Regions from separate parts of the Homo sapiens genome. Here region 1 is linked to region 2. Evidence: read pairs that join two places in POLR2A ChIA-PET (ENCODE). Cell type or tissue: MCF 10A. All regions are shown on one strand. Region 1 overlaps ADARB1 (adenosine deaminase RNA specific B1). Region 2 overlaps ADARB1 (adenosine deaminase RNA specific B1).

Region 1 (5,000 bases), 49 kb after region 2:
CCTCCACCAGGAGCCACCCTCTTGATGCCATCTACCTCAGCCCTGTCTCCTCGGTCATGCCAATAAAGACAGCACAGGTGCTCCTTGACTGACGGTGGAGTTCCGATCCTATGAACCCATCGCAAGTTGAAGACATCCTAACCTGAAAAAGCATTCAATACACCTACCCTACCAAACATCAAAGCTTAGCCTAGCCTACCTAAAAGGTGCTCAGAACACTCACATTAGCCTACAATTGAACAAAATCATCTAATACAAAGCCTATTTTATAACAAAGTACTTAATATCGCATGCAATTTATTGAATGCTATGCCAAAAGTGAAAAACAGAATGACTGTATGGGTACCACAGTCAAGTCAAAAATTGTTACTGGAACCATCATAAGCCGGGTCCGTGTGTAGTTGTGAGGCACGGTGTCTGCCTCTGTGATCTGTTTAGTTTCTCCACCAGAATGTCAGTTCAAAGAAGCACAGACCTCCTCCCTGTCCTTCTCCACCGCATCCTCCCACGATGACTCACACAGAGCAGGCACTCAGGAAAGCCTGCCCTGAGAGAAAAGAGCAAAGGGAAAATGTTTCCACAGCAGTGGGAACTACTCTCCACTGCACAGATGATGGAGAGAATGCAAGGAAGCTGGGGAAGGCTTCTTCACATTTCATCGCATTGGCTGAACTACTGAGAAGATGGGTGTTCTGAAACTCCAAACCTGAAAAAATCAAATAATCACAAAAACAAATCAAAACTCATGCAATTAAGATATTTTACCAAGTTAACAGGCAACTGTGTTTCACTGAATGCTGCTGACCCAGTGGAACATAAACATATACATGCAACAGGCCCAAAGCAACAATACCTGCTTTCCTCTGGGGGTAGGGTTGGTGAGGGAGTCGTCTTAAATGCAAAACTGAAATTCCCAGCTAGGCAAATCAAGCACAAATCAGGCACCGAGTCTTCTAGTCCTCTGAGTACTGAATTTGGTGAATAAAGGTGCCAACCTCCAGGTAACAATACTTTTAGAGAAAAGTGAATTTTTTAAATAAATAAAAAATTCCATTTCCACATGTATCTTTCCGTAAGTACGCCCCATGGCATGTTCAGCACAAGCTGGTAAGAAGCTGGATCCTGAGTCCTAGGGTGAGATTCCGAACTTTTTAGGACTGAGGACAAAACCATGATTTATTTCCTATCCTCCTTTCAAAAGGGCAGCATGTCTTGAGGAATATTTCTGAGTCCAGGCTCCCACGTGCAGAAGTCCTGCCTCCCTCCTGAAGTCCCGCCTCCCTTCTAGAGCTGAGCATCCCTGCTCTTCCTGCCTCCCTCTCACCTTCTCAAGGACTTGGCTCCAACATTATCCTCTTTCCTGGCATATTATAAATGTTTCCCTCTACTGGATCATTCCTATTAGCTCATAACATGCTATCATCGCTCTCATTTAAAAATACAACTAAAAACTTCCTGTACCCATGTCCCCTCCAGCCACCATCCCATGACTCTTCCCTTTTAACAGAACTCCTCTAGAGAGTCGTCTACACTGATGTTCCCACCTCTACTCTATTTGTTTCCTCTCCCCACCACTCCAAACCTATCAAGGTCACTCACAACCACCTCTTATCAAAGCCAATAGGAAACTCTCCAGCCCACGAAGAATAAGAAGAAAAGAACCCCTCGGTGTCTTGGTTTCCAGGCCACTAGACTCTCACTAGTTTCTTCCTTCTTCAAACAGAGTCCTTTTCAATGGCGTTGCTAGACCCTCCCTCCCAATGTGGACCGCTTGCCAAAAGCTCCCAGGCCATTCCTCATCTCCTGCTCCTCTGTATCCATACTGTATGCCTCATAGATCAGCAATATGCAAATGACTCCCAAATTTACATATTTGGCCCCAACCTCTTCTTGAACCTGACCTTGAATTTCCATCCATATTCACCTTTCTCTACTCAGATAACTAATCATAAAAATAATAAGCAAAGTAAGCCCCATTAAATACTGTTAGTCAGGTACTATTTTAGGTACTTTACATTAGCAACTCAACAACCCTGACAAGTTGCTTTTATTCTTCCTAATTTATAGATGAGAAAACTGAAGCACAGAGATTAGACTGCTTGCTCAAGATCATCTAGGAAGTAGCTGCACAATGACCCAACCCTCGTCCTCCAGATCTGGCCCTTGAGTGGAGCTGCTGAGCTGGGCTGCCTTCCAGTCACAAGCTCCACATGTTCAAATCCCAACACTGGCTCTTCCCAGACTTCCCTATCTCATACCTGGCACCAACGCCAAGTCAAAAGCTGAGTTGGAAGAATCAGATTCTAGATGTGAAGAAATTTCAGAATTACTTTATTTTACTTGTATTTTCCTTTTTTATGAAAGTGCATGAATTATATGATTTTAAAAGTCAATGCTTAGTCTAAGCTCTTTCAATGAGTATAAATGAATGCTGGGTAACAAGAAAGCATTGTGTCACAATCTAGTTGGCTACATTTTCCCTTTGTTAGCAGCATAAGAAATGATGATGCAACTTAAAAATGATGGCATCTTACAAATGCTGAAATTCAGTAGGCTGAATCTGATCTCACCACTTCCGCCCTGGTCTGAGGTGCCGGTACAGTCACCCAGCTTTCACAAAAGTCTAACTGATCTCCTTGCTGATATTCCTCCTCCAGTCTGCAGTAGTGGAGGTGCAAAAAGCAAGCTGCAGTAAGGAGGTAAGGGTACATCCTGCCATTGCCACTTCCTGTGTGACCTTGGGTAAATCACTTAACCACTCTGTGCCTAGGTATTCCCCCCTGTAACATGGGAATAATGATAATAATGCCTACTTTTTGGACTGTCATAAGAATAAATGAATTAATATATGTAAAGCTCTTAAAACAGCCTGGCATATTGTAAGCCCAACAGCCAGAGTGGTACTTTTTAAAGATAAATCAGATCATGTCATTCGCAAGGAAGGAAGAAAGGCTCCCTTAAGGCTTCCCATCAAACTTAAAATCTAAATTCCTTACCACAGCCTGTGTGCTCCAAGATGCAGCTCTCCTCCACTCCCATCTCACTTCCTACCACTCGCCCAGCCTCTCTGGCAGCAATGGCCTCCCTGAGGTGACCACCATACTACAAGGAGGCTCAGGGACTTTCACCCGAGAGTTCCCTGTGCCTGAGAGGCTGCTGCTGCCGTGACCTCAGCCCAGCTCACTCCATCCTCACCACCTATTTGACCTTCTCTCACCTACCCTGCCTCATTTGCCCTTTGAAGCAGTTAGGACACCAAATGCTTGTTTACTGCTCTCCTCCTTCCCAAGAAAATGAACCGCTTGAGGGCAGGAACTCTCCTCATCAGGCTCATCCTGAATCTCCAATACCTAGAACAGTACCTGGGCCAGGATGCATGGGTGAATGCCTGTTGGATGAACAAGCAAATGAAATGGAACCAGGTTCCAAAATCACCAAACTAGAAGCAAGTAGAGCTTCCATTTCACTGTACTTCCAATAAAAATACAAGGTATCTCAGAGTTACTTTCATCCCCCTTCCTGTTCCATCACAAAGACGTTAAACCTAAAACCAAAGTCACTTTTCTTTGTGTACGCCTAGGACATCTTATAGGCATACAGGTGGAAAAGTGCAGCAAGCAGTACTAATCAAACTACCAAAAAAAAAAAATTGTGATAATTTGATATTAATGGCCCTAGCCCAACAGCTGTCAAGCTATGGATGAAGCAAAACTCTGCAAATGGAAGGTGCGGTAAGCCCTGCCACGAAGACCTCTGTGGGCTACTGCGCTGTCCCTGTCCACACCCCAGATAAAAAGCTGTCAACTTGGAAAGAAAAGTCACTCAAGGAATAAGGAAGGAATCTTAATGATTTCACTGGACAATTTTTAATTTTCCCATTTGCTTTTCCTACCTCACATATTATGAACATACAAAATAATATGGGTTTTTTTTTAACACCATTTCCATCACACCAAATTACAGATTTAGAAATTCCTATTTTAGAAAGTTGACACAGAAAACCACTGAGTTTTCTTTTTCTTTTCTTTTTTTTTTTTTAGACGGCGTCTCGCTCTGTTGCCCAGGCTGGAGTGCAATGGCACGGTCTCAGCTCATTGCAAGCTCCGCCTCCTGGGTTCACGCCATTTTCCTGCCTCAGCCTCCCAAGTAGCTGGGACTACAGGCGCCCACCACCATGCCCGGCTGATTTTTTATATTTTTTTAGTAGAGACGGGTTTTCACCGTGTTAGCAAGGATGGTCTCGATCTCCTGACCTCGTGATCTACCCGCCTCGGCCTCCCAAAGTGCTGGGATTACAGGCGTGAGCCACCGCGCCCGGCCACCATTGAGTTTTCTAATAAAATTGGACCTCTCTGAGCTTTTTGGTTTCAAACTAAGCTTGATAACTTTGCTAAACTTTTTTATAGGCTGGTAAATGTGTAACTTCATCTATTTCTTTCCAAAGTTAACTACCTCCTATTTGAATTATATTGTTTGATCACAGAGCTAATCACAGCATTCAAGGGAATAAAACCCAGTTCTTAAGTAAAACTTACAGCTAAGAAATTTTGATAATAACTAATTAGTAGGCTTTGCTTGTACCCACGTGTAAGAATATGCACTATAGCAAGGTTTGTCATATATTAAAACATATACAATACACACTTTGACTCCTGCTAGGACAATACACAATTGGGTGCAGCCTTTGAACCAAGTGCCCAGGGATGGAGTGGAATGAGGCTTTACCTTTCTGTAGGTACTGTGTGCTTGCTTATCTTTTTAAATCTATCAATACAAATGTACTGCTTTATGCCAGAAGCATTTTTGATCTCTACCTATCTTGTTAAGTACTGTATCTCCTAGGGCCTAAAACAGGGAAGGCCTAGCACATAACAGGCCACAGACAAGTATTTGTCAAATGGATTAAGTTTGTTTTATGCATTCACTGGACAAATAGAAGTTAAAAAAATTCTTATTCCAAAAATCTAAAAGAATTCAAATGTTTTACAATACATAAATTC
Region 2 (5,000 bases):
GCAATTCCTCTTGCGCAGGGGAATTACTATAGGAATTCTATCTATTGTATCCCCCCAAGATGTTCCAGCCTCAGAAGATAATCTCATGTATAAAAACACAAGAAATAACTTCAGTCTTTTCAAGCAAAAAGAAAGGCAAAAACAGTGAGTCTGCCTGAAACTAAAAATAACTCCCCACAGCCCTGCAGTGCGACCTGTGGCTACACGGCACAGACAGCACTAAGGCAGGACCCGGGAGGGAGGCTCAGAGGGAAACCAGACAGTGCAGTGAGGCTGAGGACGGCCGTGCTTCCAAAGATGTTCCAGCCAAAATCTTTCATGTTTATTTATTTTTATTTAAACCACCCTGAAAAGGGAAAAGAATAACACGCCAAACTGTTTGCTGCCGAAATTAGCTCTTATTTTATGAAAGAAAGGAAATACACGATTTCTATTCGCAGCTAGCATTTAGTAACACAGAATCAGGAGGAGGAGATATGACTCATCATGTCGTAATATTTTATAATTTCCAGCTCTTCAGTTTTGCTTTCTCAGCACATGCTTTAGATATCTCCTTCTGGCCTGATTATTTTTTCTATGCTTTTAAGAACAATTTATTGGTGCAAAGGATTATAAATAATTCATTTCTCCAATGCACAGTTATATTATATAAAAATACTTGCTATTTCACATATATGGCATAATTAATGCAATGTTTTACTTCTGTGGCATGTTAAAAATAGGTAGTCACAAATCGACACTTAACTTAGCAATATTAAACCACAACGTCTCTTTCAGACTCATTCCAACTCTGGGATCCTCATTCTTTCAATAACCTCTGGTTACAGAGAAGCTGATTTCCTATCACTAATTAAGCTAGAAGAAGCGCTGTGGCTGAAAATAAAATCCCATCCCACAGCACAAGCCATGATAAAGGTGACCTGATTTTGACCTTCCCATACTTGGACTGCCTGTGTACCCCCCCAAAAAAAGCATCGGTTGAAGATAAAGCCTCCTTTAAAGGTCTCGCTAGGGAACCAGTTACCTGAAATTCCTGACATTTACAGACAGAAATGGCAAGCAGGACCTTTGCTGGCACAAACTCAAAACCCAGTAGTCAGACATGGGTGTGTCTCTACTCCCCAAAGACGGCGTCCCCCCTAGGCTCCCAGCCACTCTCATCCATCCACGCTCACGCCCTGGTGACCGCCCCCTACCTATGGCTCTGCACCAGCCACTCCCATCTGTCCACACTCACGCCCTGGTGACCGCTCCCTCCCCACAGCTCTGCATGCCATCCCGAACTCCCAGGCGGGAGCACGGCTGTGTCCAGTGAGCGGCTCACATGAGAGCTGCCAAGCGAGCGCCTGGTCCCTGCCATGCCCAGAGGGCATCTGAGGCCCAGTGGGCGCTCGTCAGTATCCACAGAGCAAATGGACACAGGAGCACACCTGCGTTCCTCCAGCCAGCAGCAGCCCTCTGACACCTTCTCTTTCCCCTCATCTCATCTGAACCCATGAAAAAGCTTCCCTGGAAATGTACAACTGGACTTCCTGAGTTAGTCACTCAGCTGCTCATAAGTAAATTAATCTGACACCATACTAATTTTACTGGGATTTTAGTATTTGTCACAACTTCTCTCAAAAGCAGACGCTGAATCATGAGATAGTCGCCAAAAATAAGTACTAAAGAAATGTTCTTCTTTTTTTTTTTGAGAAAGAGTCTTGCTCTGTCACCCAGGCTGGAATGCAACGGCATGATCTCAGCTCACTGCAGCCTCTGCCTCCCGGGTTCAAGCGATTCTCCTGCCTCAGTCTCCCGAGGCTGGGACTACAAGCGTGCACCATCACACCTGGCTAATTTTTGTATTTTTGGTAGAGATGGGGTTTCGTCACGTTGGCCAGGCTGGTCTCAAACTCCTGGCCTCAAGTAATCTGCCTGCCTCAGCCTCCCAATGTGCTGGGATTACAGGAAAATTTTCTTTTAATTACTCCTAAGAAAATAATAATTGATGGTAAAAGGCTTTCACCAAGTCTAGTGCCCGGCATGAAGCACTGACTCAATAAATGGTGAACTGACCCCAAAGAGGGCAGCAAGTGCCACACATGCCACTGGAGGGCAGCAGGTGCCACACATGCCACTGGAGGGCAGCAGGCACCACCCCAGAACAAGCAGGAGGGACTCATGGGTGAGCTAAGGCTGCAGTAAGATTAGAAATCAACCAACAGTAACAGATCATCTGTGCCGGGAAGTATTCAATAAAGCATCTTTCAAAGGCAAGCCAAAAGGCTTAATTAAGCGGTTTATATCAAGAAAAAGGCATTTCTACCAGTCAGATTTGATCAGATCTTTACAGGTTTTTACTCACCTTGAAATTTTTCTAGCTTTATGTCTGCTCTGATCCCAAGGCAGCTTCCTTCGGTGCGAGCGGACTGAGAGAGTATCTCAGCAGGACTGAAGTAAGCAGAACTCCGCGCTTGGCCAGTGTGTCTCCTTCAGTTGCCCCTTAAGCTCTCCATGCCAGCCTGAAAGGCTCCACTCTGTGTAACAGAGAGATTCGGTAACTTCACACTTGTTTGATTCAGTATCAAAAGCTTTGTCACCATTTCAGAAGTGAACTCTATAACAATAAATACTCTCCATGAAAAGTCTTCTAAATACAAATTTAAGTTATTTTAAATGTACTCTTCCGAATCTGTAAAGGGGATATGCGCAATCCATCACGTCTCCGTCCGTCTGCCTGCAGCAGGTAGAGGCACCTGTGACAGACGGAGGCAGATCGCTGCCAGCCCAACATCTCGGCATCAGCGGCACCAGGCCACACACTGAGGACTGGAGTCTCAGGCAGAATCTCACACGTACTCATCTTTTTTACAATTCAATATGCACACACCCCTACACATGCACACATGTGAATGTGAGTCCAGATACAGAGACGCACCATCCCTGCACGTGCTCTGCCCGGGTTTGGAAGCTACAGGCCACCTCTGCTTCTGAAGCAGAGGTTGTGAAACAGTATCTCCATCTAGTTTCTGCTCTGTGTGAAAGCGTTTTCAACCAGCAAGCCATTAGAGAAAATGTTTCAACATGCTAATATAATTATAAAACCTCAATATGGAGTATTAAAATTTTCTTCCTGAAAAGCAAACTGATATCCAAAAGAAGGGGAAGTCTGCAATGGGTTTCTCCATTGCAGAGTTCCAAAGAGAAGTCTCTGGGAGGTGTGTCCAGGGGTGAGCGGGTTTCTGAGTGGGAACCTGGAGGAAGGAGGTGAAGTGTGGGATAAGGTGCGCGTGAAAGTGGCTCGACTCTCGCTATGCAGACTTGGCCAGGCCATCACAATGCGTTCCTGCTGCCCCGGTCGCTGCTGCAGTCCTCAGAGGAGATTGGAGGCTACCTTCCAAACCTCCCACCTGTGACCAGCTGACATTCATCTACAACACACGTCAGCTCGTCTGCTGGGACAGACCTAAGACACAGAGACAAGCTCACCTGTGTCCTGCACTAGCACCATCAAGTCAAATGGGCTGTCACTGAAAATGCTCTATCAGCCTGGAATTACAGGTCACAGAGTCATCTTGTCCAGCACAGAGAATGAGGGCCACATGTCCAGAACTGTCCCCACTATCAATGACCCCCATCATCCCCACACCAGATTCAAGCTCCCAAATCACCCTCCCCAGCGGTCCCAATCACCACGCCTGGGTGGAGAGTGTCAAGAAGTGCAAGGACGTTGGCCTCTGACCTTCAGCGTTGCCTCCACTCAGTCCGAATCCAGCTCCACCACAGCCCCTCCCCAGTGGGCAGAGAGCAAGGGCCCCGAGTGAGCATGAGCTGAACAAGCTTCTCTGGAGATGGCACCTAGCCCCTCCCTCAATCCAAAGAGCCACAAAGAAGTAAAATCCATTCTAGAAGCTTTACACACCAAAAAGTCCACCGCCTAAACAGAGAAAGAAAAACACAGCAGAAAGGACATGAAACCAAGATTTACAGAACTGGGTTCTAGTGCCCACATCATGTCCCACCAACTCTGCAAGCCTGGCCAAGAAATCTGACCTCCCTGGGCCGTCTGCAGGATGGGAAACTGCATGGGAAGCCCAGCCACTTTGAGGAGGGAGCAGGTGATATGCAGAGTGGGTTTTGGAAGCTGCAAAGTCTAAACATCAAGTGTGAGAATGGTTGCCTCCCATTTGAGTACACTCATACCAACTGAGGTAAAACTGCCATACTTGCCAGGAGTATTGCAAGGGGTTTCAGGAAAAGCATGGCTTCCAGGAAAGAGGGGTCCAGGCCACCACCCTAGACCTCAGCCTTGCAGTCGTGTGACTTGAACAGTGACTCAGCCCCTTCCAGGCTTGCTCCTATGAGGACAGGACGAGGACACAAGGAACACCCGCCGCAGATGGTGCCGTGAGGATTAAATGGAGGAACAGATGTAGAGTGCTTGGCCCCGTGACTAAGATCACAGTAGGGGCGCAATAAAAGATGGTCAAAAACACCGGAGTCTTTTTGTCATGGAGGGAGTGGAGAGGAGCAGGTGACAGAGACAGCAGACAGCGGCTGAAAAAACAAAACAGTGGAGAGATGGAAGATCTGCACAACACAATTAACAAGCTGCATGGTGGTCACATGCAAGACGCTGCTCCTAACAGTGCATCACACATCAGCTCCTCAAGGACACATGAGCCACTTCTAAAAATAGACCATATCCCAGCCGTAAAGAAAATCTCAACATATTTCAGGTGGCTGAAATCAGACAGAGCTCATCCTCTGATCGTAATACCATGAGCCTAGAAATTAACAAGCCAAGTATAACTAGAAAGTCCCATATGTCTGAGAGTTCAGCAATACACTTCTAAATAATCCATAGACAAAAGAAAATAATCACAGGAGAAAACAGAAAACACTTAGAACTTAAAACTAGAAAAGATTATGTACAGAATTGTGTGGCACACAGATAAAGCAGTACATCAGAGGGACCTTTATAGCTCGGTGCTCAAGCTAGAATAGGAGTAAAAAAA

Evidence for each region. ChIA-PET counts read pairs that join two places held together with the same protein. Peaks named below come from ENCODE experiments on the same cell type or tissue, not always from the same donor. Only the 100,000 strongest peaks of a DNase experiment are listed, where the experiment ranks them.
Region 1: POLR2A ChIA-PET joins it to region 2 with 14 read pairs; 10 of 35 experiments call an interaction of 5 or more read pairs at or near these places.

The regions. Positions count from the first base shown.
Region 1 is chr21:45,076,704-45,081,703 of GRCh38, reverse strand. The region is part of intron 1 of ADARB1 (adenosine deaminase RNA specific B1); the gene reads right to left. Among named protein-coding and RNA genes, the nearest start is that of ADARB1, 4.6 kb to the right of the region's middle. In MCF 10A, no CTCF peak of the experiment used is centred here; a DNase peak (open chromatin) is centred at 2,533.
Region 2 is chr21:45,125,921-45,130,920 of GRCh38, reverse strand. It overlaps ADARB1 (adenosine deaminase RNA specific B1), which reads right to left. Exons shown (of 11, transcript NM_001112.4): 2 at 2,348-2,519. Among named protein-coding and RNA genes, the nearest start is that of ADARB1, 54 kb to the right of the region's middle. In MCF 10A, a CTCF peak has its summit at 2,094 (motif pointing right); DNase peaks (open chromatin) are centred at 470, 1,100 and 2,120.